Regions from separate parts of the Homo sapiens genome. Here region 2 is linked to region 1. A link is a loop called in an ENCODE intact Hi-C map of the cell type or tissue named here. Cell type or tissue: heart right ventricle. All regions are shown on one strand. Each heading gives the region's core, and the rest is flanking DNA. Links, peaks and the distances in the headings are about the cores only.

Region 1 (12,686 bases), core at 4,527-7,026:
CGATTCAGACCCTGCATTTTTCTTTTTGTTTGTTTTTTGTTTTTCTGAGACAGGGTCTCAATCTGTCACCCAGGCTGCTGTGCAGTGGGGCAATCATAGCTCACGCAGCCTCGAATTTCTGGGATCAAACAATCTTCCTGCTTGTAGCTGGGACTGCAGGCATATGCCACCATACTTGGCTAGTTTTATTATTTTTATTTTTGCAGAGACAGGCTCTTGCTATGTTGACAAAGCTGGTCTTGAACTTGTGGGTTCAAACGATCCTCTCACCTTGGCCTCCCAAAGTGCTGGGATTACAGGCGTGAGCAACCACAACCAGACTTAATAAGATCTCCAGATGAGTCCTGTGCACATTCAAGAGACATGACATTGAATAATAAGCACCGTTCACTCCAGAGATGACACATGAAATGAATCTAGGAGGAATAGCTTTCCAGGTAGGGTTTAGAGGGAAGGCATTAGAGGGAGAGGAGGCAGTAAGCAAGGGCATAAAGAAAAGAGACACACTCAGGAAATGACCCAAAACTTTGGTACATCCAGAGCCCAGTGGTACATGGGGAGCAGTAGGCGGGAGCCTGCAAAGGTTGGCAAAGATGCCTTAGAGAGGGGAAGATGGTGAGTGGCTTTGTTGCCACACGAGAGGGTTGGAGCTTTTAAAATAAAATTGTTCAAACATACAAAAAAGTATCAGTAACAAGCATAAAATACAATAATGAGTATCAACTGTAAATAAAACCTTACAGATCAGCCTCCTGTGTATTCCCACCCACCTGCATTCCATTCTTCTCCCTTCCTCCTGAACCTGACTTCTGTTCTGAGTTTGGCCTTACCATTCTTATGGATGTTTTTCATGATCTTCACACATGTGTTTGTATAGATAAACAATACAGGATTGTTTTGCATGCTATTTTACTAATATGTATTTTACTACAGTTTTACTTTCTGTTCGACACTATGTTTTTTAAGACTTATTGTTGAGGCTGGACACAGTGGCTCACGTCAGTAATCCTAGCACTTTGGGAGGCTGAGGCAGTGGATCATTTGAGATCAGAAGTTTGAGACCAGCCTGACCAACATGGTGAAACCCCTTCTCTACTGAAAATACAAAAGTTAGCTGGGCATGGTGGCATGCACCTGTAATCCCAGCTACTTGGGAGGCTGAGGCAGGAGAATTGCTTGAGCCTGGGAGGCAGAGGTTGCAGTGAGCCTCCGTCTCCAAAAAAAAAAAAAAAAAAGAAAGAAAAAAAAAAAGACTTAACATGCACAAGGCCCTAGTTAATTCATTTTTGACTACCTTAGAGTACTTCTTTGGATGAATATGTCACTATTGATTCTCCTAATGATGGATATTTTGTTGTTTCCAGTATAGACAATGCTGAAATGAGGCTGGTATGAGTCTCCTTGTACACATGCTTGAGTTTCTGTAGGGAACATTTCTAGGAGCAGAGTTGCTGGGTTATAGAATATGCACCTCTTCAACTTCTCTAGATACCATCATATTGTTTGCCAAAATGTTTGTACTGATTTACATTCCTACTAGGATAGCAAGAAAGTTTCTGTTTCCCACATTCTCTCCAACACTTGATACTGTCACATTTAAACATTTTTGCATGAGAGTGGGATACACTCTCATACACATGAGATACACGAGAGTGGGATACAAAGTGGAAACACTGATGACAGTGGGATAACATCTCTTATATGCTTTTGTTTGTTCAATTACTAGTGAAGTTGAGCATGTCATTGTATATTTACCATCTATTAGTTTTCCTCTTCTGTGAATTGCCAGTATACACCCATTGCCCACCTATCTCTTGGGTTGGTTGGCTGGAATTGATATGTAGGGTTATTAATATATTCTGGGCAGTACTCCATGATTAGTTATCTGTATTTACAATTTTTCTCCCAGGCTTGGTTGGCCTTCTTGTGGTGTTTACAGTGTTTTTTGTTATACTTCAGCTTTAAATTTCAGTATAATCGAATGGATCTATGTTTTCCTTTTTGTTTTGTGTATATGCTTTGGACTTTATTCCCTTCCTTGATGTTATAACAATATCCTCCTATAGTCTTCTTCTAAAAGTTTTAAAGTTTTGTTTTTCACATTTAGGTCTATTTTTATGCTTTTTCATATGGACAGTCAGTTGTCCCATTGCTACTTACTGAATAGTCCACTCTTTGCTTCTGAGCTATAACGTCACTTCTGTCATAGATCAAGGTTACTCAGGTGCAGGGTCCATTGCTCTCTGTCCTGTGAGTCTGTGTACCTTTTCCTGCCTCTATGCCATAGTCCTACTGACGGAGCCTTAGAAAAAGGGAGACATCTGAAAGGTCAGTGCTTCCAATATTTGCCGTAAATTTTTTGCCTTTGCTGGTTGGCATGGAGTGTGGGGTCATCTTGTTAAAGTGCACACACACTCAACACTCACACTCACTGAATTCTACTGCACTGAACATATAGAATAATTTGGAGGGAGATTGGCATCTTTGCAGTAGTCATCCCATCCACAAACATGAACTTATTTTTCATTTATTAGGTCTTGCTATGTCTTTCTATAAAGTTGCCTTTATTTTAATTTTAGAGACAAGAGTTCTCTCTGTCACCAACTGGAAGGCAGTGACACAAACATGGCTCACTGCAGTTTGTACTTCCTGGCCTCAAGTGATCCTCTCACCTCCATCTTCAGAGTAGCTGGGACTACAGGTGTGTGCCACAAGCCTGGCTAACTTTTAAAAATTTTTTCTGTAGAAACAGGGTCTTGCCGTGTTGCCCAGGCTGGTCTGAAACTCCTGGCCTCAAGCAATCCTCCTACCTCAGCCTCCCAAAGTACTGGGATTACAGATGTGAGCCATTGAGTGTGGCCTCTATAAAGTTTTATAATTTTCCAGGTAAAGGTCTTGGACATCTTTGGATTTTTTTCCTTAAGTACTTTATATTTTCTCTTGCTATTGTAAATGATTTCTTATTTTAAATTATATTTTCTGGTTTTGTTTTGTTTTTCAGATGATTTGTGCTTTCAGAACAATTATACTTATGAATTGATCATTACACTTATAAATATGAATAACCTTACTAGAAGCACATCATTACCAGATTCAATTGTTGATTTGCTTGTCCTGCGTTCAACAATAGATACAACCAGTTTTGTGCTAACTCATTTGCTCATCTGCCCCTTTTACTAATCACTCATCTCCTAGTTTCACTGTGGGTCCGATGACTCCTTCTACATGGTAGCAGTTTCTTCTTTCACTTCTGGAAAAATCAATAATGTTTGCTTTGCTTTGTGGGTTCTACATAGAACTGTCTGTGAGAGCTTTGCTGATTCAGTTCATTTCCTCAAGCAGCTAAAATTAAGTAAAAAAAAAAAAAACACGTAGGTGGCTCCTTCTGTTTTCCAGATTAGCTCACAGGTACTGCACATTCAGCTAATTGCCCTTAGTCCATACATTCATGTCACTAAGACAGTTTTAAAACAGACTTTTGTCCCCCTCTAAGTCTTTGATACTCATTTTAACTTCCCTAGAATCTAAAACTTGAAGGGAAGAAACACCATGGTTTGTCTTGGGGCTGTGGTCCTTGATCTTAAGAGAAAAAAAAGGAAAAAGTCCTGCTGGAATATTAGGCCCCTTCTTCTCCATCCCTCCCACCACTGACACTGCCTTCTCCCGGCTGTCTTCATCTCCTTCCACGTATTAGTTTCATATTGCTACCGTAACATATCACTGCAAACTTGAGTGCTTAAAGAAACACCTGTTTACCATCTCACCGTTCTGGAGGTCAGAAGTCTTGTGGATCTCACTGGGCTAAAACCAAGGTGTCAGCAGGGCTGAATTCCTTTGGGGGCCTCCAGAGGAGAATCCGTTCCCTTACATTTTCTGCCGTCTAGAGGTTGCCGACCTTCCTCGGCTCCCGATCCCCTTCTGCTTCATCCAAGTTATCCATTGCCTGCTGTGTCACTGGGACCCTGCTTGCTTCATTACATCTTCTCTGGCTCTGACTCTCCTGGCTCCCTCTGTCACCTGTAAGAACCTTCGAGATTACATTGGCCCTGCCTGGATAATCTAGGGTAACCTCCATGGCAAGGTCCTTAACATCATCAAATCTGCCAAATCCCTTTGCCAAATGAAGTAACATTTTCACTTATTAGGTCTTGCTATGTATATAAAAGTCAACCATGTAGTGTTCAAATATTTCCAGGTTCCAAGAATTAGGTCGTGAACATCTTGTAGGAAGGGCATTATTCTGCTTAGTGCACTACTTAGACCAATATTTTGTAAATCAAAAGCTCTGATTCATAGAATCAATTTTGTGATTTGGAACCAGCATTTTTTAAAAAACAAAACCAGAGCACTTTGCTTCTAATAAGGTTAAGTATTGTTACATTGAGTAAGGATTTATGTTGTTTCATAGACTTTGTGTTCCCTTGATATGTATGTATCTGTCACTGGTTACTGACATAAATATAAAATGAATTTCTTTCTGTGAGTTGTGATTTTTTTAAAAAAAAAACTATAGAATTATCATAATAGCCTCCTAATTGGTCTTTCTGCCTCCAGGCTCTGCAGTCCATCCTCCACACTGCTGCCAAAAAGCTCTTTCTAAAAATAAATTGGACATGCCATTCTGCTTAAAAATTTCTAATGGCCCTCCATAGTGGAGCTAGATCTCCCCAGCTCCTCCAGATGCACTGTTCACTCCCCTCCGGCACCTGACCATCATGGAGGGCTTCAATCAGGCTCCTCGATTTTGACTACTACTTGGGTATGGGCAAAGGGAGCCATTGGCAAGAGTCAGAGGGCTGGAAGACAGAGTCGTTTAGGGTGTTTTTCCTCCAGCATCTTCCCTGGCAGGCAAGCCAGCTTCATGGTCACTCAGCCTGTACAGTTGCACAGGGCCCCACGCTCAGAAAGGCTCCACACTTGGTTTAACCGCCTACTGTTGCCATCTTGGAACTCGGACTAATTTTTGAGCAAGGGGCCTTCGTTTTCATTTTGCACTGGGCCCTGCAAGTTATGTCACCATTTCTGCTTTCAGGGTATATGTTGCAGTAACAATGTTCCTTTCCCAAAGGCACAGCTCTTATCTGAGACCCATTTCCTACAACCACACCTGTTGGGTTCCAGTAACCGCTTGTCCATGTGCCCTGGCAGTCCTGGCAGTTCCTGCTTTTGCTGGCCCTGGAGCACTTCACATCCCTTGTTCATTTTTCTCAATCCTGCCCACTCTTCAAATAGTCCCTTCGTTAAACACATTTCACCCCTTTCAAGAGTGCCATTTATTTCCCTCAAGACCTTGACTAATAAAAAAGGTCCACAGGATAATATCCAAAGTCTAAGCCTTATTGTCTAAGTCTAGCCCCTCCCTATCCTTTTAGTGAATCTACCATGTTGTCTCGTTCATGCTATGATCCCGCACCATCACACTTCATGTTGTTTTCACAAATATGCTACACCTCTTCAGGTCTTTAGTCTTCTCCAGTTGCTAAGGATTCCCCAGGAAATCATTTCCCCCTCTTCTCTAGTAATACAATTTAAGCTGGGCACATTGCTATCCAGACTAAGACAACACATTCCAGCTTCTCTCGTAGAAAGTGTGGCCATGTGACTAAATTCTGGCTAATGATACCTAAGTCGAAGTGCTGTGTATGTGACAGATTCCAGGAACCTTCCCTAACAGACTCCTGGAACATGACCTCTGCTGGTTCTTCATTCTTTCTTCCATCCTGTGGCCTCAGATGTGGGCCATCTTAGACTATGAGGATGAGAAGTATGTATACTCTAGGGATGGCAGAATAATAATTTAGAAGGAGCCTATGTCTCTGAGGATTTATAGAACCAACCTCTGGACAAAATGCCTAGAGGCCTAAAGACTCATATAAGGAAGGAATAAGTCATCCTTTTAAGCCACTGATATTTGGGTTTTCTATTTTTTTTAACCAATAAACTTGATCATAATTAATGCCATAGTTATCACCATTCATTAAATAAATCTTTATTAACACCTACCTGTGGGCTGGGCCCTATTATGGGCTCTGAGATTAATTTTGAATAAGCTAGTAACAGTGGGGCCATGTGCAGGTGGAGCTAATGGTAATTTGAGGCTGTCAGGGACAGAGAGGAAAAGACCACCAACTGGGAATGCATATTTAGAAGAACTAACAAGGCTGGGAAGAACATAGATGAGACTTCAAGACAGAACTCAGGCAATGACAGAGAAGCCAAAGTCCCAGAGAACACAAGAAGTTATAACCTGCAAAAAGTAAAATTCAACCATATACTGCCCAAAATGGACATTATTAGACCAAGCGACTGGGAAAGGTTAAAAGGAAAATGACAGACAAAATTTACTGTGCAAATATAAGCAAAAACGGAGCAGCGGCTGAATCCTTAATATCAAATGAAGACTACAAAGAGAAAGCATTTGAAGGACAAGGCCCTTCTACAAAAGCCACCCCAGTCCTAGGTGACTTCCCTGATGAATTCTACCAAATATGTAAGGAGGAGATAATACCAATTCTACACAAGTTCTTCTATGAAAATAGAGGAGGAAGGAACCACTACCCAATTCATTTTGTGAGGCCAATTCTTTGATACAAAAACATGACAAGGACATTACAAGAAAACTACAGATCAGCTTCTCTCATGAACACCAATACAAAAGTCCTGAACAAAAGACTAGCAAATTAAATCCCGCAACAGAGGGTATCTCACATTGCCAAAAGGCAGAAAGTGCTTAAAGACTAAAGGGAACATGTGGAAAGGACCCAAAAGCTGACTTGAAGGAGCTCCCACTGGCCAAACTTGACACAATTTGAGCATCAAAAAGAATAATAATGGATTAATAACAATGGATTATAGTAACGGATTACAGCTTATTGAATAAAAGAGAACCCATGAGCTTTTACTTGTACTACAATAAAAAGTGGGCAAGGAAATGCTCTTTACAAAAGCACACTTAGCTGATTAATACAGAAGGAATAATAGAAAAATCAGCAGTTTGCAATTCTCAATGTAATAATTCAGATAAGGATCATGAATAGCTGCTGAAATAATTGAATAAAATGTGAATGAATATACACAGTCTAGAAGTATCATCCTACATATTACTTATAAATTACAAAATGTGAAAAGAACTTTTCAAACAGAGAGATCTGGCAGATGACAAGAGAAAACAAGTGACACAACTTAATGTATTTGCCATTGCCACAAAAATACTGCATCATGAGCCTCCCCAAAGTTAATGACTTGTAAATGGTGACCATTTATTTTTATAACTTACGTATCTGTGAGTTGTCTGGAATTTGGTGGATCGAGGTTGGGCTGGGCTAAGCTAGGTGGCTCTGCTGATCTTGGCTTGGTTCACTCAATTATCTGCAGGTCAGCTGGGGAGCTCTGCCTTAGTCTTGGGCTAAGGAAGCTTTGCTGACAATACTGCTCATATGTCTCATTTATCCCCCCTGAAATCAATGGGCTAGCCCGGACACATTCTCCTTGCACTAGCGGAAGTACCGGAGAGCAGCCCAATTACATAAGCATTTTCCAAGATTCTCCTCACACTATATCTGTTAACATTCCATTGTCCAAAGCAAGTCATACGACTGAACCCAAGAGCAGTAGATTGCAACCTGCTTCACAGCAGGGTAGGGGGTGCTGGAAAATGATGTGGTTTGACTTTGGTTTAATTAAAAGTTGAGGGAAAGAGGGGAGATTGGATTCAGAGATGCTAAGAGCTCTTCGGGCTCTGACATTCTAGGATTTAACCATATAACCCCTTCCCCAAGTATGGGGCAAACAAGAAATGAGAGGAGCAAAGAGTAAGGTTATTTCAACTGCTGTAGGCCACTAGAGTGATTGGAACTGTCTGGATGATAATGCATCTGAAGTGCTCCTAACTTAGGCAGAGATTAGGCCTTAATTAATGCCATACCTTAGGCCTTAATCTCTGCCTAAGTTATCACAGAAAAATACGCATTACATTACTATAAATAAGTAACTTTTCCCAGCCTTCTCCTTTCAATTTGTCATTTACAATTCAGAGTAATCATAGTGGCACATTTTAAATCAAGCAGAGAAATATGAATATATATATATATGATAAATGCATATATTTCTGGAAGGGTGCTTCAGTTTCATGGGAAAAAACAAACAGCCAAGGAAGGTGAGAAATTAGAAAAGCAGTAAAATTCATAGTCAGCCAGAAAACTTAATTCATTCTAATATGAATAAGAGAACAATGCAGTGGTTGTGATTCATAGACTGAATCACTTCAGTGCATTGCCAGTTATATAAAGGATGGATTCTGAGACAGTAAGGTGCTGCCATGTAACATCAGAATGAACACAATTCACATCACAAATTCTATTCTGAGGCTGCCAGCCTTTATGGAACTTTGCATGCAACCACGAAGGAGACATTTGGGGACAGGGAAGGGAGAGACAGTATGCCTGGGATAGAGACTCACATGTCTGAAACAGAATATTACAGCCTCTAAAAATAGGTGCTCAGTAACCACTCTGTCAAGAAATAATATGCCACAAAGTTATGCTTTCCACTTAGGAAATGTGAAAGGACTTTTCTTTTACTCTGCTCTGATGTATCATAAGAGAGTAAAACAAACCAACCTTCAAAATCTGGAAATGCAAGGACTCAGAATTCAGACAGAGGAGAATTCTGTGCCTTCTCCATCTCTATTTTCTTTTAGTTCAAAAGAAATTGAACTAGCAAGAGTAATCAAATCCTTTAGGTAAGAGTTGAGTCTCTTGGAGGGCTTGGGGGTCTGGCTTTCCACAAAGCCCGTGCCTTGAGCAAAATACCCCTACCCCCTCCTCACTCTTACCTTCAATCAGAGCTCTTATCAAATAATTATTATAAAAGAATTCCTTTGAATTAAAGATACTTCATTCATAAACTACTGCAGATGCTAATGGGAATGGGAAGGAGAATAGGAAAAAGGATAGGGTGAAGGAAAATGTTATGGACTAAGCTGTGGCCCCCACAATTCATAGGCTGAAGCTCTAACCCCCATGTGACTGTATTTGGAGACAGGGCCTTTAAGGAGATGATTAAGGTTAAATGAGGTCATAGGATGGGGCCCTAATCCAATAAGACTGGTGCCCTTATAAGAAGAGGAAGAGACACGGGATGTGGACAGAGAGAAAAAGCCCATGAGGCACAGCAAGAAGGTGGCCATCTGCAAACCAAGGAGAGAGGTGTCAGGAGAAACCAACCCTGCCAACATCTTGATCCTCAACTCCCAGCCTCCAGAGCCATGAGAAAATAAATTGTGGTTGTTTGAGGCACCTACTCGTGGTACTTTGTCACAGTAGTTAGTCCAAGCAGACTAATACGGGAGCTATGTTTATTAATCAACCACGAGGTGGCAAGTGCTGAGAACAACACTTAATGCATCCATTAACTGAATCCTCACAATAGCCCTGCAAGACAGGTAATGTAGAGAAAACTGAAGCTCAGAGAGAAGCAACTTGCTCAAGGTCACCCAGTGCAGGACTCTAAAGCTGAACTCATGCCTACTTGATTTCAAATGTAAACTGTTTTCATTGTATTCGAGGTTCTGAAATATTGGTGTATTGTATTCGAGGTTCAGAATCATTGGGGAGCTTCTGGAAACTTCAGAGGCTTCTATCCAACTCAAGACCTGCTGAATGAGCTTAGGATGGGACCTGCCCTCTCTGCTTTTCCTAAGTTGCCGGGGGAAGGCGATTCACAACATGCCATCATTTATGAGGCTGTGTGAGCAGAAGTCTCCTGCCTGGTGGTTTTTCAGGGTTCTGTGGGTAGAGAAGCAGCTGTCTGAACTAGTCAAGCTAATTTGCCATCTTTCTTCACCTCTCAACTTTACTAGAATTCCAGGAGATATGATTTTCATTAGCCTTTATGGAGGAAGTTTCCAGCAACATCAATTTAAAATACAAAAATCCACTCTGACCTGCCCATAATCGTGGGTAATCACACAACCATATGGTCCTGAGTTTCTGAGGGTTCATCCTACTCTACATTCTGAGGTATCCATATTCGAGTGTAAAAATTATCAGCAGGGAAATCTCTGCAGTCTCTGACCCATTTGCTGTCAGCCACATCCAGTACAACAAAATTTCAGCAGCACAAAAATGCATCATTGTTTTTGGAAAATGAATACTCCTTAATTCTTAATATTTTGTGAGTTTGGAATTCTCTTTATTGTATTCTCATAAAGTTGTATGCACCCATAGTTATTTCTGGCCATTGGATGATCATTTTGTGCAGTGAAATCAGACAAATACCAGATATTGCCTGGCTATGTCTCCTGAACTCTCTATTCTCATAGAGAAAGATACTCACTTGTTTGGGCCATCCCATTATTTTCTTAACATCAAAGAATAGCTTTTCTCAGCACACGTCATATCCCTGAAGGTGTGGATTTGCCAGACTGCTTCACTATTGATAGAGACAGGAGATAGTCAACGTCTCCAGCAAAACTCCACCTTCAAGCCTAAAACAGCCTGAAGGCTGAAAAACCGAACTGCTGGTCCTGGATGAAGCCCGCCCTTTCCCGACTGATGCTCTCTATGTAATGCCCACCTGCGTGCTGGGGGAAGAGGATGGAGCCAGGGAAAGTTCACCCTGTTTACAGTGGGGGAGGAGCCTGGCCTCTTGGGGTCCTGTGTGGTGGCCTGGGATTCAATCTGTAAGGTGGGGGCCTGCCAGCAGGACTCTCACTTTGCTGAGAGTTCCTCTTTCTTTTTTTCCTTTTCACCCAATAAACCCTGCCCTACTCACACTACAAGGTGCCTGAGTCTAAATTTTCCTGGTTGTGTGACAAGAACCCGGTTTTTTCTACAACACAATCAGACAGGAACATAATTTGCTAGTATGTGATTTTCTTGAGGCCCAATTCTTGATTTTTTTTCCCACTATTTTAGGAATGCAATAAATTCAGAAACTCAGTTTGGCTTCAAGGACTGTTAGCTAGTTTCCTAACAGCGTCTCTAGGGAAAAAGAGGGAGTAAGAGGAACCGAGAAGATGGCAAAAATCAATGGAGTCTATGTGAATTATTAGTGCCTTCCCTCCCTCAAATATCATGAGACAGGTTGGAGTGTGCTCTTAGCATATGGAGAGCCAGTGGGCAGTCAGATGCCAATCAATGGTAGGACTGCAGGCAGGGGCATCCTTGCCAACTGCAGATGGGGACGGAGGCAGCTGGAGGGAAAGCAGAGCTCCTGCTTTGTTCTAGTTCATCTTTGTCAGAGGGAAACAAATGCAGGAAGAACACTGCACCCCAAAAGAGCCATGGCAGAGAACAGTATGCAGCACCGAAAAGAAAAGCAGGCTCTGCTGAAGGAATGAGTTTACGCTAAGATCTCTGAAAGATAGACTTTTTTTTTTTTTGAGATGGAGTTTCACTCTTGTTGCCCAGGCTGGAGTGTAGTGCATCCTCCACCTCCTGGGTTCTAGTGATTCTCCTGCCTCAGCCTCCCGAGTAGCTGGGATTACAGGTGCACACCACCATGCCCGGCTCATTTTGTATTTTAAGTAGAGAAGGGCTTTCACTATGTTGGTCAGGCTGGTCTCGAACTCCTGACCTCAGGTGATCCACTCGCCTCAGCCTCCCAAAGTGCTAGGATTACAGGTGTGAGCCACCACACCTGGCCAAATTATATACTTTAAAATGGTGAATTTTATGGCATGTGAATTATTATCCTCAATTTTAAAAGATTGTAAGAGAAAAAAAATCTGCACAAAAGGATTTCATGTGAGACACACAAAGAAGGAAAAGAAAGGTGTGGAGGAAGAGTAAGGAAGCACCAAGTGATGGGAGATGCTCACAGCCTGACAAGGGGCAGCCTGACTCTCAGTGCCCTGTGCCCGCACACAGCAAGTGTCCAAGCATGCACTGGGGCAGATGATGAGTCCCACTTTCTGCTGGAGATTCTCATTCCCAAGGAGTTGTAGAAAAAGAGCTTTTGTCTCAAAGCAGCCATAAAGTGGCAGGCTTGCCAAGATTTGATACTTATATCTTCCATGACTACCCAAGGGATAAAAAGGGACCCCTCTTTAGGTCAGGACCATAGGACCACAGCTCTGTTCCTCACATGTGACCCTGCTTCTGCTCAGCCGGGAAACACCCAACTCCTGACGCTCTGAGATGAATGGCCCTTAGAAAAATCTACTTCATCTCAGTTATAAACGAACCACATGTGCAGCCTCTTTGGAGTCAGCTTAAATCATAAAACCAGCTCCATTGCTCAGTTTTGACCTGTTTGTGCTGGCCCATTTAGCTCCTTGTCTCAGCACTCAGCCCTCGAGCCAAGAGACCTGCTGGTTCTCCAGGCATAACTAACAAAAAGGTCCCAAGGACCCCAGCTGGTGACTGTCACCCTTCTGTTCCCACACTTGGAATGTCTTGCACAAGTCTCTGGGCACATGATTCTAGGGCAAGTTTAACACGTCGCGATTCCCACCAAAATTTTTCCATTAAGATCATAGTTGTCTCTCTAATCATGGAAGTTTTCCTTCCAAACATTCCTGTCCCTTCTAGCCCAGGACGTTAGTCCTTGCTTCTTGCCCACCTTAAGTGATCAATGCCCAGAAAAGATGAACAAGATGCATGAGTAAAAACTCACATTACATTCGGAAGTGCAATGTGGAAATATATGTACCTATAGGAGTAGAAAATGTTCTGGAAGAAGAT
Region 2 (12,686 bases), core at 7,955-10,454, 81 kb after region 1:
TTATGCTATCTATTTCTGTGGAGATTTTTCTGTCCTTATCATGTATCATTTTTTTAAATTTAAGTTGGTATTCACTTTCTCTGGTGCCTCCTTTAGTAGCTTAATAATTGACCTTTTGAATTCTTTTTGTGGCAATTCAGAAATTTCTTATTTGTTTGGATCCATTGCTAGTGAGTTAGTGTAATCTTTTGGGGGCGTTAAAGAATCTTGTTTTCTCATATTACCAGAATTGTTTTTCTGGTTCCTTCTCTTTTGGGTAGACTATGACAGAGGGAAGATCTAGGGCTCAAGGGCTGTTGTTCAGATTCTACTATCCCATAGGGTGTTCCCTTGATGTGTTCTCCCTGCTTCCCCTAGGGATGGGGCTTCCACTTCAGGAAAAATTCTAAACAATGTGAAAAAAGGGAGCAAACACTCTCTCTATCCTTATACCATATGATATTGCTTCATTACATCAAAATATTTTAGTTTATCCTTTGTAACCAAACTCTTTTATACAGCCCTCAAAATGCTGCCTCCAAGTATCAGAAGCATGTCAGGTAACCTGGACAAGGATGAGGACATAATGCTTTTTGTTATTTCCTGCAGATCCAAGTTTGATCTGTTATAATTTTCCTGCAGGCTGCAGAACATCCTTTAGCATTTCTTATAGTGCAAGGCTGCTGGCAACAAATTTCTCAGTTCTCTTTTATTTGAAAATAACTTTATTTCCCTCTTAAGATATTTTTCTGTATATAGAATTCTGGGTTGATACTTTGGAGTTTTTTTTTTATTGCCATCCCATTGTGTTCTGGCCTCCATTGCTTCTGATGAGAATTCACAAATCATTCTTAATGGTTTTTCCCCCAGTTTATGATGTGTCTTTTTTTTGCCCTGTGTCTGCTTTCAAAAATATCTTTTTGGTGTTCTTCAGTTTGACTATGGCCCCTTAGATATCTTCTCTTTCTATTGGTCCTGCTTCTGATTTGCTAAGCTTCTCGGATTTATAAGTAGATTTTTAAAATCAAATTCAAAAAAATTTTGCCATTGTTTCTTCCTTATTTGTTGTGTGTGATTTTCAGATCGAAATAAATATATCCTTCTACAGCATAGAGTCTTGAAGTATCTGAGCTTTACAATGCCTCCCTCTTACGGGCTAGAAGGTCATTTGGCCAACTCATTTAAGCATTCAGTACTTTAGTTTTCTCTTCTACAGGAGAGGAAATTAAAATCCTCATGGGATTCCATTGACAGGTCAATGCAATGTTGTGTATAAAGGACATAGAAAGTATAAGTAAATGGTGGGCATTATTTTGTTTAAAGCATTTCTCCAAGAAGCCTTGCTCAAAATGCACATATAATGAATTATCCTCTGTTAACATCCTAAGACTCATTTGTTGAATTTCCCGACAAATGGCAAAGCCCCAAATAAATGTATATATTCTTTTGTTGGGTGTGGAGGAGTGAAGCACAGGAAAAGTTCCCAGCATGGGCCCCAGGGTTCTGGTAGAGAAGGCAAAGGCAAGTGAACACAGATATTCCAATCAGTATTGATCAACAGCCTGCCTCTCCTGACCTGTGGATATGAGAACCAGTTTATTAATCCTTATGATCAAATGTGTATTACATACAAGATAATGGGCAAAATTAGCAATTTCCATATTGCAATATATTTGGCTGCAGCAAAACAAAAAGGTAGAACAGATGTACTGTCAGAATTAAAGTCTTCCAGTTCTCTCCACTCAATTGTCATTGGTTTAATCTGACAAATGTTTGCGTTAGGCCTCGGTTCTTTGTCTATGCATAAATTCTAGCACCAGAAAAACAACAATGTCATAACTGCAAGAGATAAACAAGGTTTCTAAATTACCTGTTTCATTCCTTTATGTTGCTTGGAATGCTAATGTCAGTCTGATAAAGGCTGGCTCATTGTGAGGAAACATGTGTCTCTGTTGGTGCAGGTTGCTCCTGAGTTGTTCCCTGAGTGATTACTGTGACAGGCAGATAGAAATCAATGCTGGAAATGAGTGGGACAGAAAGATGTGTACTGGGAGGACAGATGTGCAGATTAGGGGTAGAGTTGACATATACTAGAAGGCAGGAGATAAGGATACATGTTAAGTGAGAGAATGAGAGCCCAGCCATAACATGAGTCTGCACGTTCATATGGATGAATGAGCCCAAGAAGATGTTGGAATGTTGCCCATGGTATCTGCCAACATCTATTGGCATATATTGTTCCTTTTAATTGACAATGTGTCTCATGAATGGAAAGAGATTTTTGGTATGAACAGAAGGTCAGGAACCACTGCAAGCACACCTAGGCTACTATAGAGTCAATTAAGTTCTTTCTTCTTCAAGTTTTAAAATTCTACTCAGAATCAATCAGCAAATCAGCAGTTACATTGACTATTACATCAATGCTTTATGTACAGATCTTTAAAAACCTCAAGGGTTCTCACATGAGAACAGAAATAAGCAAATCAAAACCTTCAAAGAAAGAACGTACCAACCAGGGGGAGAAATTTGTATTTTTGGTCCTTACGATAGCCGATTAAAATTTTACTCAGCCAACCTGATGGATGGTCGATGATGAGATGATACACTGTTCAGGACAGTTAACAAATAACTCTCTCTGATCAAAACTAAAGCAGAAAGTCTAGTTAAGTGTAAAATAACCTCAGCTGGGCATGTCTGTAATCCCAGCACTTTGGGAGGATGAGGCATGCAGATCACTTAGGGTCAGGAGTTTGAGACCAGACTGGCCAACATGATGAAACCCCATCTCTACTGAAAATACAAAAATTAGCCAGGCGTGGTTGCACGTGCCTGTAATCCCAGCTACTCAGCAGGCTGAGTAGGAGAATCACTTGAACCCCGGGGGGTGGAGGTTGCAGTGAGCTGAGACGGTGCCACTGTGCTCCAGCCTGGGGTGACAGGGCGAGACTCCGTCTCAAAAAAAAAAAAAAAAGAGAAAAAAGAAAAAAAAGAATAAAATAGTCTCTTAAAACAGGCACAGCAATGATCCCAGCTCTGTGCCATGCTGAATGATCGAGCCTGATCTAGTGAGAACCGCTGCAGAACATAGGGATAGTCTACCTGATGCAGAAACTGGAACCCTTGAGAAGAAACTCCACCTTAGGGGAAAAAGTCTAAGTCCACAGTCTGGTTCAAGGCTAGCACCAAGGGGGAAGGGCGTTCCTGGTGATAGCCCGGTTGCTCATATTGTGTCCTTCAGCCTAGTTCCCAGGACTCATGGGGAGAGGAGACTAAGAAAATGAGAGAGAGTGAAGCATGACAAGTCTATCCAGGCGGTGAGAGCACAGGCAGCACTGATGCGTGGTGTTGTGTGGCTGTGCGACACAACTGGCCACACTGGACATGAAGCTTACTTTCCCTACCTGGAGTAACACCAGAGCGTAGGGCAGACATAGCTGGAGAGATGACTGGGGTTGAACTGTGGATGTGGTACAGATCCTCTTGGGCCCTCGGGGAGTGTGTCGGGAGATGTTTGAATGAGTGAGGGTGTGGCATACATAGTGGATACCTGATAATTCCTTGTCTGCTCACATTTCCTTCCTTCGGAAGTTGATTCTTCCTCTATCCCTGGATGCTTATGGAGCTGCCAATCTCCCCCAGCACCGACAGCCCTCATAGTCCACAGAGATAGGTATGTGACCCAGGCTAACCAACAAGAGAATACCATTCTTACCGGAATCGTGAGAGATGCACAGACTTGGGCATAGGACCCTAGCAGAGCCAATCGGAGGCCTTTCGCGGGGCTGAAATGATGGCTGCAAGGGGTCTCCATCGATGATGCAATCTGTAAAGACCATTCTTCCTACCAATGGAGAGATCTGTCAGAAAATCATAAAGTCACCAGGGAAACTTTGAGATGGAGAGAATGAGACAGTTTTTGAGGACCCGGCTCCAGCCATATATACACGTGGCTCAAATCCTAAACATTTCAGTTACATAATGATGAAATTTCAAAATTTCTGAAATTCTTTTACACCTTGTTTAATCTTATGGATGACTTACAATTGAGCGACTCCTGACTAACATAGAGGAAGGATTATTTGTTTCTGTTTTTGACCATTTGAAACGGTGAGCAGCTGTGATCTGTGGAAACACATATCTCAGAGGAAGAAGGCAGAACAAATCACCCCTTCCTCAGTCTTACACCTAATATCTCTAATTGTTCTAGGGAAATTTTTAATATGTATATAAATATTTGTCTGAAAATTATTTTAAAAAGTGACGACGACCGGTGAATCCCACGTGTCCAGGAGTGCTTCCTTCAAGTATTCGTGTCTCCCTTCTCTGGAATGGAGCCTTATAGCAGGGGATAGGGGACCCTGATTTCCAACAGCCTGCAATGATCCCAGGGCATCCAGAAATGAGGGGAATGGGGCCAGGCGCAGTGGCTCATGCCTGTAATCCTAGCACTTTGGGAGGCCAATGTGGGCGGATCACAAGGTCAGGAGTTCGAGACCAGCCTGACCAACATGGTGAAACCCCATCTCTACTAAAAATACAAAAATTAGCCAGGCGTGGTGGTTAGCACCTATAATCCCAACTACTAAGGAGGCTGAGGCAGGAGAATCGCTTGAACCCTGGAGGCAGAGGTTGCAGTGAGCCAAGATCGTGCCACTGTACTCCAGCCTCGGTGACAAAGTGAGACTCCATCTCCAAAAAAAAAAAGAAAAAAGAAATGAGGGGAATAGGAGTTAATGAAATGGAAGCTGTCTGTCTTTTGGGGATAATGAGATTTCTGATCTGTATCCAGTTAGGGAGGAGTTGGGGAGAAGACAGTGTGGCTTTATCCTTACATCACTGTTTCATGTAGAACCTGTCATTTTCATCAGGCCATTCAGCATTCACACATCCATGCAATGTCTGAGTGCCTGCTCCAGGCTGACATTCTGCATGGCACACAATGGTGGGAAGATAGGACACTGCCTTTATGGAATTTATAGCCTAGATGGGAAAGATAGACAAGCAATTAATGATGAAATGTGATATGTGTTATGAATGAGACAGTATTAATGTATTTGATTAATGTAGTTGACTGTATTAATCAACTCTTAGTGACAAGTGAGAGAATTCAAATTCAAGCTAGCTTAAATAAAAAGAAGCTATTACTGACTGCATAATAGCCCTGGGTACAGATGTCTTCAGGTTTGGCTGGATCCAGCACACCAGTGGTGTAATCCTGTCTCCCTCTTCCCCCATCTTTATGTCTCTCTGACCTCTGCTTTCTTCTACATCTGCTTTATTCTCAGGCAGCCTTTCTTGCTGGCAAAGATAGCCCCTGGCAACTCCAGAAATTCATTATCCTAAGTATAATGAGATCCTGAGATCTCTTAAAAAAGAAATCCTCTCTCTCCCAGTCTCCATAGCAATCCTTCAATTATTCAGTTGGTCCATGCCCACCACTGGATCAATATTATGCCCAGAGATTAAAGGTTTTATTTGCAGCTGTCTGGTTTACAGGTGAACCCAAGGCTGCACTAAGAATCTAGGAGGTGTGTTCTTAAAGATTTTAGGGACATCCCCTAAAGATGTTATGCATACTTTATACCATGAGCTATGGGAACACATAACAGGGCAAATATCCTGCTGTAGGGCATCAGGAGAGACTTATTAGAGGAAGCTGATGTGAAGATTGAGTAATCATTCTTTTTTTTCCCTTTAGAAACAGAATCTCACTTGTTGCCCAGGCTGGAGTACAGTGTCACAATCATATTTCACTGCAGCCTCAAACTCCTGGGCTCAAGTGATCCTCTTGCCTCAGCCTCTGGAGTAGCTGGCACTACAGGCGCACTTTCCAGCATGCCTGGCTGAATTCTTATATCAATAGCTAATGTTTATTGAACCCTCGCTATGTGCCAGGCACTGTGCAAAGCACTTCACATATATTAACTCACTTAATCTTCACCACAACCTCTGAAATAAAAACCAGTATTTTGTCCCTTTTAGAGAAAATAAAAATGAGGCACAGAGAAGTTAAAGAACATATTCACAGCCCTATAGGTAGTAAATGAATAGGGTGTTGGGTAAGGTTAGTGGGAGGAAAGAAAGATCCAGGTGAGAAATAGCATGTGGACAGACCCAGAGGAATCACTGAGGAATCATAGCCTGGACTATGGGAGGACAAGGTGCTCTGCAAATTGGAGATGTCAGCAAGCCCATTTCCCCACTGTCTTGACTGTACTTTCAGAGTATTGTTTTCAGAGACTCATATGCACATGCAGTTTGCCAAGGATCTGGATGATAAGCTGCACTGAATTCCTGGCTCATTTCTAGAAACATGACCCAATGCTCTGATCAAAAAGTATACCTTGATTAAAACTGATCTTTTGAAAAAGACTGCTAGGTATGACCTATTATTCTCATGGTTTTAACAACATTGCAATAATTGTGATGTTGCTTGTTGCAGTTGGCTGACTCTATTTGGCAAGTGGGCTAATTTTAGAGAGATCAGCCAACCTAATTTATCTGCAACCTTTCCCTTGGTCCTGAATTCGTTGGTACTCCAGTCACTTGGGTTTTTTTGTTTGTTTTGTTTCTTCATTGTTGTCCTATTGGAGTGCTCTTCTGGGCATAGATCAAACACCAGTGGCTACACTTCTGGATGTCTTTCACTTAATAACAGGTCACCATCCCCACCGTGAGTGCTCTGGGACCCAAAGTCTGGAACCATCCTGTAGAGAAACACGGTATGTATGCACCACTCCTCAGCATAAGGACACAGTGTCAGAAGTGCTGTATTTCTATTTACAGAAGCATTTGGAGGGAAAGCATCTCTTAAAACCTGCACTGAGCTGGGTGTAGTGGCACATGTCTGTAGTTCCAGCTCCTCAGGAGGCAGAGGTGGGAAAATTGCTTGAGTTCAAGAGTCTGAGGCTTGTGGTCATCATTAGGGTCAAGCCATCTGAAATCTCATTCTGTAGTATGATTGGGAAAGATGGAAGAGAAGTTAACAATGTTTGAAAAGACCATATAGAGGCATTGTTGGATGCTGTTCAGGTACAGTAACAACCATTTGACTACCTTTAGCCACCATGCTGCTCTTTGAGTGAACTATGTCTTTGCTACATGAACAACTAAGATCTGCTTTAATCTTTACTTCCTTAAAGAGACCTCAACCAAAGGCTCACCAGAATGCAGGATTTATATCAAGCATATTTAACAGCCAATATGGCACAGGCATCAACCAATCAAAACAGGTGCTGAGCTATAAGCAATGGTTCAGTTGAAATTGTGCTCACCAACTGACTCTCAGCCCTGCTGGTTGGGATCAGGTAGTCTCTATTCATCCAAGAGACAGTATCCGATATCTACTGCAAGACAACCAGATAGTCCTCTGGGCAAGTGGCTCTCAGTGGAGGCTGATTTTGCCTTCCAGGGGACATTGGCAATGTCTGAAGACATTTTTGGTTGTGGTATCTGCTGGGTAGAGGCCAGGGATCCTGCTAACTATCCTACAAGTCTCAGAGCAACAACAACAAAAAATTATCTGTCCCAAATTTTCCTAGTAGTGAGGTTGGGAAACTCTCCTTTTGGTGATACCCTTAGCATGAGCAATAGCTTCCCATGCTGTGAATCACAGCAAACCTTTACAAGATAGTCTTCATGGCAGAGTCCTATCAGTTTATCATCTTGGGGGTGGGCCATCAGTTCACAATAAGAAGCCATTTATAAATACCACTGCTCCTGTGGCTTTTTTCCACACTAAACTCTACTAGTCAAACAATAAAATGGCTAGGCACCGATAAAGGTGTTCTGCTGTTGTTTTCTTATATCAGCAGAGCATGCATCAGGTGAAAATTATTTATGGTAACAACAATAATGATAGGTAGCTTTTATGAAGTTATTATTATTATATGCCAGGCACTTCTTAAGGAGCTTTCAGGCTTTATCTCAATTTTTGCGGAAGCTCGTTAGATGTCCCATTTTTCTGATGAGGAAACTGAGGCCTAGAGAGTTCAGTGACCTGCTGAAAGTCACTCTGTCTCTACTATGTGTGTTCTCAGCCACTGTATTGTCCACGCACCCCTGATAGCCCACTCTTGTAGGAATGTTCTGTGTCAAATGCAAACGGAAGAGACCTAATTCCAAGGCTGTGAGATTAGGGTATTTCAAGGCAGGAATGGGACGTCTAAGGAATGGGCAAACTGTTTAGAAGTCCAAAATGTCTTCATATATAATATATACGGGTTATATTTATGCTTCATAGAGTCAAAGCTTCTGAAGTGTTCAAGTGAGCTGAAATCTCTTATGCCTTTTTCTCTCTTAATGCAGCAAGAAAGCCTTATCTGTGATGAGGATTTTCAGATGAAAGAACTACTGTGGTTAGGCTTGGCCCAGGATGGAACATCACTCATGTGGCACACCCTTCTAGAAATCCAAAGAAGGGGATGGCTTCTGTCAAATCAAATCCCTGCAGACATTAGCTAAACCCCACAAAACACATTGATCAGGTGAGCCACCTCCAGTGCCACCGAGAGCCCTACGGTTTACAGGCAGGTGTTCCCTGGTTGAGAGAGACACATGTGTTTTAGTGGAAATGGCCATGGAAGAGAGTCAGAAATCTTAGTACAGGCCTTGCTACACTTTCTTTGATTTCCTTTCTTTTCACAAGAAGGGGAGAGAAAGGAAGAGTCAGAGGATAGAAGAAAGAAGAGAGGGGAGGAGGGAGCTAGTGATTTGACGTTTCCTTTTACGCACTCATCTCATCTCATCCTCACAGTGATCGGTCAAGGCTAAACACTGTTGTCCTCCTTTATGGAGACTTTAAGAGGTTCACTAACTTGACCAAGGTCACATAGCTGGTTGATGAGGGAGTTCAGATTCACACCCATGCCTGTCCAATGCCAAAAGCTCTGCTTTTTTTCCTCTCTGCCACTCTGCTCACAGTGGGACGTCCCAGCCTTTGGGAGCTGATAGCATTGTGCTCCTATCAGTCAGAGCAAGTGGATTGCTTGTGTTGGCAGCACATCTACTGAACTGCAAATGACAGGGACGAGGATGACGTGGAGACTCTCGAAGGCTTTCCTATTTTCTGCATTGGGCACAGGAGCCAAGAGGGAGGACAGCAATTGCAGGAAACACCTTAAAAGCAACAAATTGATAAATAAACAAATGGAAGCTTCAGCCTTAAGTCGTGAAAGGAGCCTGGCACTGTCAGTAAGAGGGCCTGGTTCTGCCTCTGCTGGGTCCTGTGACCTTGAGGGCTGCATGGGGCGCCCCGTGTAGCTGAAAAACCAGAGGTTTGCTTGGGCCATTGTTAGTCCTGTCTCTTTCAGCTCTGACAGTCAATCTTCTGTTTAAATATGATTTCCACTATATTAGTCTGTTCAGGTTTCTATAACAAAATACCACAGACTGGAAGGCTTAAACAACAGACACTTACTATGTCATAGTTCTGGAGAAGAGAAGTCTAAGATCAATATGCCTACAGGTTTGGTTTGTTCTGAGGCCTGTCTCCTTGACTTGCAGACAGCCGTCTTCTCATTGTGTCCTCACATGGTCTGTGCGTAAGCCTCCCTGGTCTCTGCAGGTCCTAATCTCTTCTTCTTCTAAGGACACTAGTCAGATTGGATTAAGGCCCACCCTAATGACCTCATTTTAGCTTGTTTGTCTCTTTAGAGGTCCCATCCCCAAATACAATTACATTCAGAGACATTGGGGATTCGGATTTCAAGATATAATTTTGAGGAGGATGCAGTGCAGCCCATAACATACCATATGTTCCAGAATGTTCTCATGTGCTTTATAAATTTAAGTGTCAATGGCTATAACATTCATATGCTAAAAAATGTAGCAAAGGTATGGGAAATTAGTTAAGCACTTGTTTCATGGCACACAAAAAACTTCTAAACACTAAAGAAACTAAGGAAAGGTGAGTGAGGAAGCATCCTCTTGGTGATAATGATGACCAAGGCCCAGGTTAGAGGTCACCATCAGGGCTCGAATGCTCACCTGGCAAGCTGCCTGTGCCTAAATCTCCAGCTAAACAGGGGAAACCTGAAGACATTTGTTGGAAAATGTGATACGAAAGGAAAAAAGCACTGAAGGGAATCAAGGCAGCTTGGGGAAAAAATAATTTGTTGGACTGCCTCACACTTATTTTAATATAGTTAACCCTGGAACAATGTGGGGCTTAGGGGTGCCAACTCCTCACACATGGAAAATTCATGTATAATCCCTCAAAACTTAACTACTAATAGCCTACTGTTGATCAGAAGCCTTACTGATGACATAAACAGTTGGTTAACGTATATTTTGTGTGTTACCTGTATTATAGATTGTATTCTTACGATAGGGTAAGCTAAAGGACAGAAAATATCATTAAGAAAATCCTAAGGAACAGAAAATATATTTACTAGTCATTAAGTGAAAGTGGATTATCATCAAGGTCATCATCCTCATTTTCACATTGAGTAGGCTGAGGAGGAGGAAGAAGAGGAGGGGTTGGTCTTGCTCCCTCAGGGCTGGCAGAGGCTGAAGAAATGCAGGAGGTGGAAAGGGAGGCGGGAGAGGCAGGCACCCTTGGTGTAACTTTTATATTTAAAAAAATCCATGTATGAGTGGACCTGCCCAGTTCAATCCTACATTGTTCAAGGGTCAACAGTATTTTTATTTTCAACTACTTATGGGGAGGATAGGCTCTTATTACCTTTTCAGAGCTTGTTACCCTGGTTACCTTCTTACCTAGTGCCAATGGCCTGAAAATCTTGTCAACAGTTGGATGCCAGGCCTGAGCCCTTTCCTAACAAACAACAAGGGACAGCAGGAGTTGAGAAGGGAGGCTTGGATGTTCCTTGGCTTGTATAGATTTGTTTGGGACAATGAGGCTGAAGATGAAATTTTGTTTTTTGGTAAAATTCTAATTTTTAATAACATCTATTGAGTTTATTGTAAATTTTCAATGTAGAAAATTGAGGTAAGTATACAAAAGAATTAAAACTTCCTGTAGGGACAACATTTGTATATGTTTCTGCCCTGTTTATGTATACTACATATATGCATGAATATAATATAGGCTTATATTTGTGGACATGTACATATGAGTATGTATATATAAAAATTGGAAGTATATTACAGACAAAATATTATACCCCATTCTCATACTATAGTCTGAGTCCCTTCCACCATTTTAAATACTATTTGAAAACATGATATTTAATGGCTGTTTAATATTTATATTCCATTTTGTGAAGGTGGTAGGGAAACAAGAGCATAGGAGAGGTAGGGTGACAGCATGTTAAAATCAACTCTGTCTCGAAACTAGCAAGGCACATTCCTTGCCAGTCACAACCCATGGTCATAAGATGTTTACAACTAAAGAAGCAGCCTAATAATGCCCGCAAGGACAAACTCCTATGATAACGAAATGCCCAGATGTCCTAATATCACATAACAAAATATGCTTTTAAAATAATTACAGTCATGCTTTGATGTACTTACACACAAAAATGTCAAAGATAACTTTTTAAAAATCAGCAAATTACTAAAATTTGTCTCACTGTCGGCCCATCTGCAGGTAGACATAACTCAGCTTTTACGTAGATAAGACCCCTGTGTAAGAAGAGTTTAAAACAAAGACACTTTCTGAGGATGCCCTACCCTGCAGCTGAGTAGCCTTCAATAAGCTACCTCTTCTCACTGCACTCTGTGACTTGTCTTGAATTCCCTCCTGTGCGAGATCCAATAACCCTCTCCTGGGGTTGGATCGGGACCCCTTTTTCTGGCAACAAAAGCATCTTAATGTATTTAACCAACCCTTTGCTTGTGGGTATCTGAAATTTCCTCTTTTGCTACAATAAGTGACCCCATGATAGACATACATGTATCTAAACCTTTGTGAGCATCTCTCATCATTTTCCTATAGCTGTGTGTGATGGTTAATATTAAGTGTCAACTTGGTTGGATTGAAGGATGCTTAGATAGCTGGTAAAGTATTGTTTCTGGGTGTATCTGTGAGGGTGTTGCCAGAGGAGATTAACACCTGAGTCAGTGGACTGGGAGAGGAAGGCCCACCCTCAATCTAGGTGAGTACCATCCAATCGGCTACTAGTGCACCTGGAACAAAAGCAGGCAGAAGGTGGGATAAGCTGCCTTGCTGAGTCTTCCAGCCTTCATCTTTCTCCCGTGCTGGATGCTTCCTGCCCTCGAACATAAGAATCCAGCTTCTTCATCCTTTGGACTCTTGGACTTACACCAGTGGTTTGCCAGGGGCTCTTGGAGCTTCAGCCACAGCTTTCCTAATTTTGAAGCTTTGGGACTCGGACTGAGCCACTACTGGGTTCCTGCCTCCTCAGCTTGCAGATGACCTATTGTGGGCCTTCACTTTGTGATCATGTGAGTCAATTCTCCTTAATAAACTCTCTTTCATATGTACATGTATCCTATTAGTTCTCTCCCTCTGGAGAGCCCTAATACACTGTATTTTCTTACAAAGATGTATATTGTGAGAAAGTCCTCTTCTCTTGAGAGTACATTGTTTATGCTGGAGAGAAAGCACTTTCTGCCATCCCACAGGCATGCATGCAGCTGGTTTCGAAGGTCTCCTCAAAATTTTGGCAGGATTAAATTTTATTCTGTACTAAATGACCGTAGTCAAATCCTCTAAGCCCAACAGCTACACTTTTAAAAATCCAAGTGTTTGTCGGTTGTTGCTCTCTGTCTTTTTTGCAATC

The links. Peaks named below come from ENCODE experiments on the same cell type or tissue, not always from the same donor. Only the 100,000 strongest peaks of a DNase experiment are listed, where the experiment ranks them.
Region 2: a loop joins it to region 1, with 3 times the contacts of the local background. A loop is called at or near these places in 4 of 110 quality-filtered maps.

What each region holds. Positions count from the first base shown.
Region 1 is chr13:29,680,320-29,693,005 of GRCh38, reverse strand. No RefSeq gene overlaps it. Among named protein-coding and RNA genes, the nearest start is that of SLC7A1, 91 kb to the right of the region's middle. In heart right ventricle, for the core only: no CTCF peak of the experiment used is centred there; no DNase peak of the experiment used is centred there.
Region 2 is chr13:29,602,569-29,615,254 of GRCh38, reverse strand. No RefSeq gene overlaps it. Among named protein-coding and RNA genes, the nearest start is that of SLC7A1, 13 kb to the right of the region's middle. In heart right ventricle, for the core only: no CTCF peak of the experiment used is centred there; a DNase peak (open chromatin) is centred at 8,930; H3K27ac peaks cover 1,325 bases.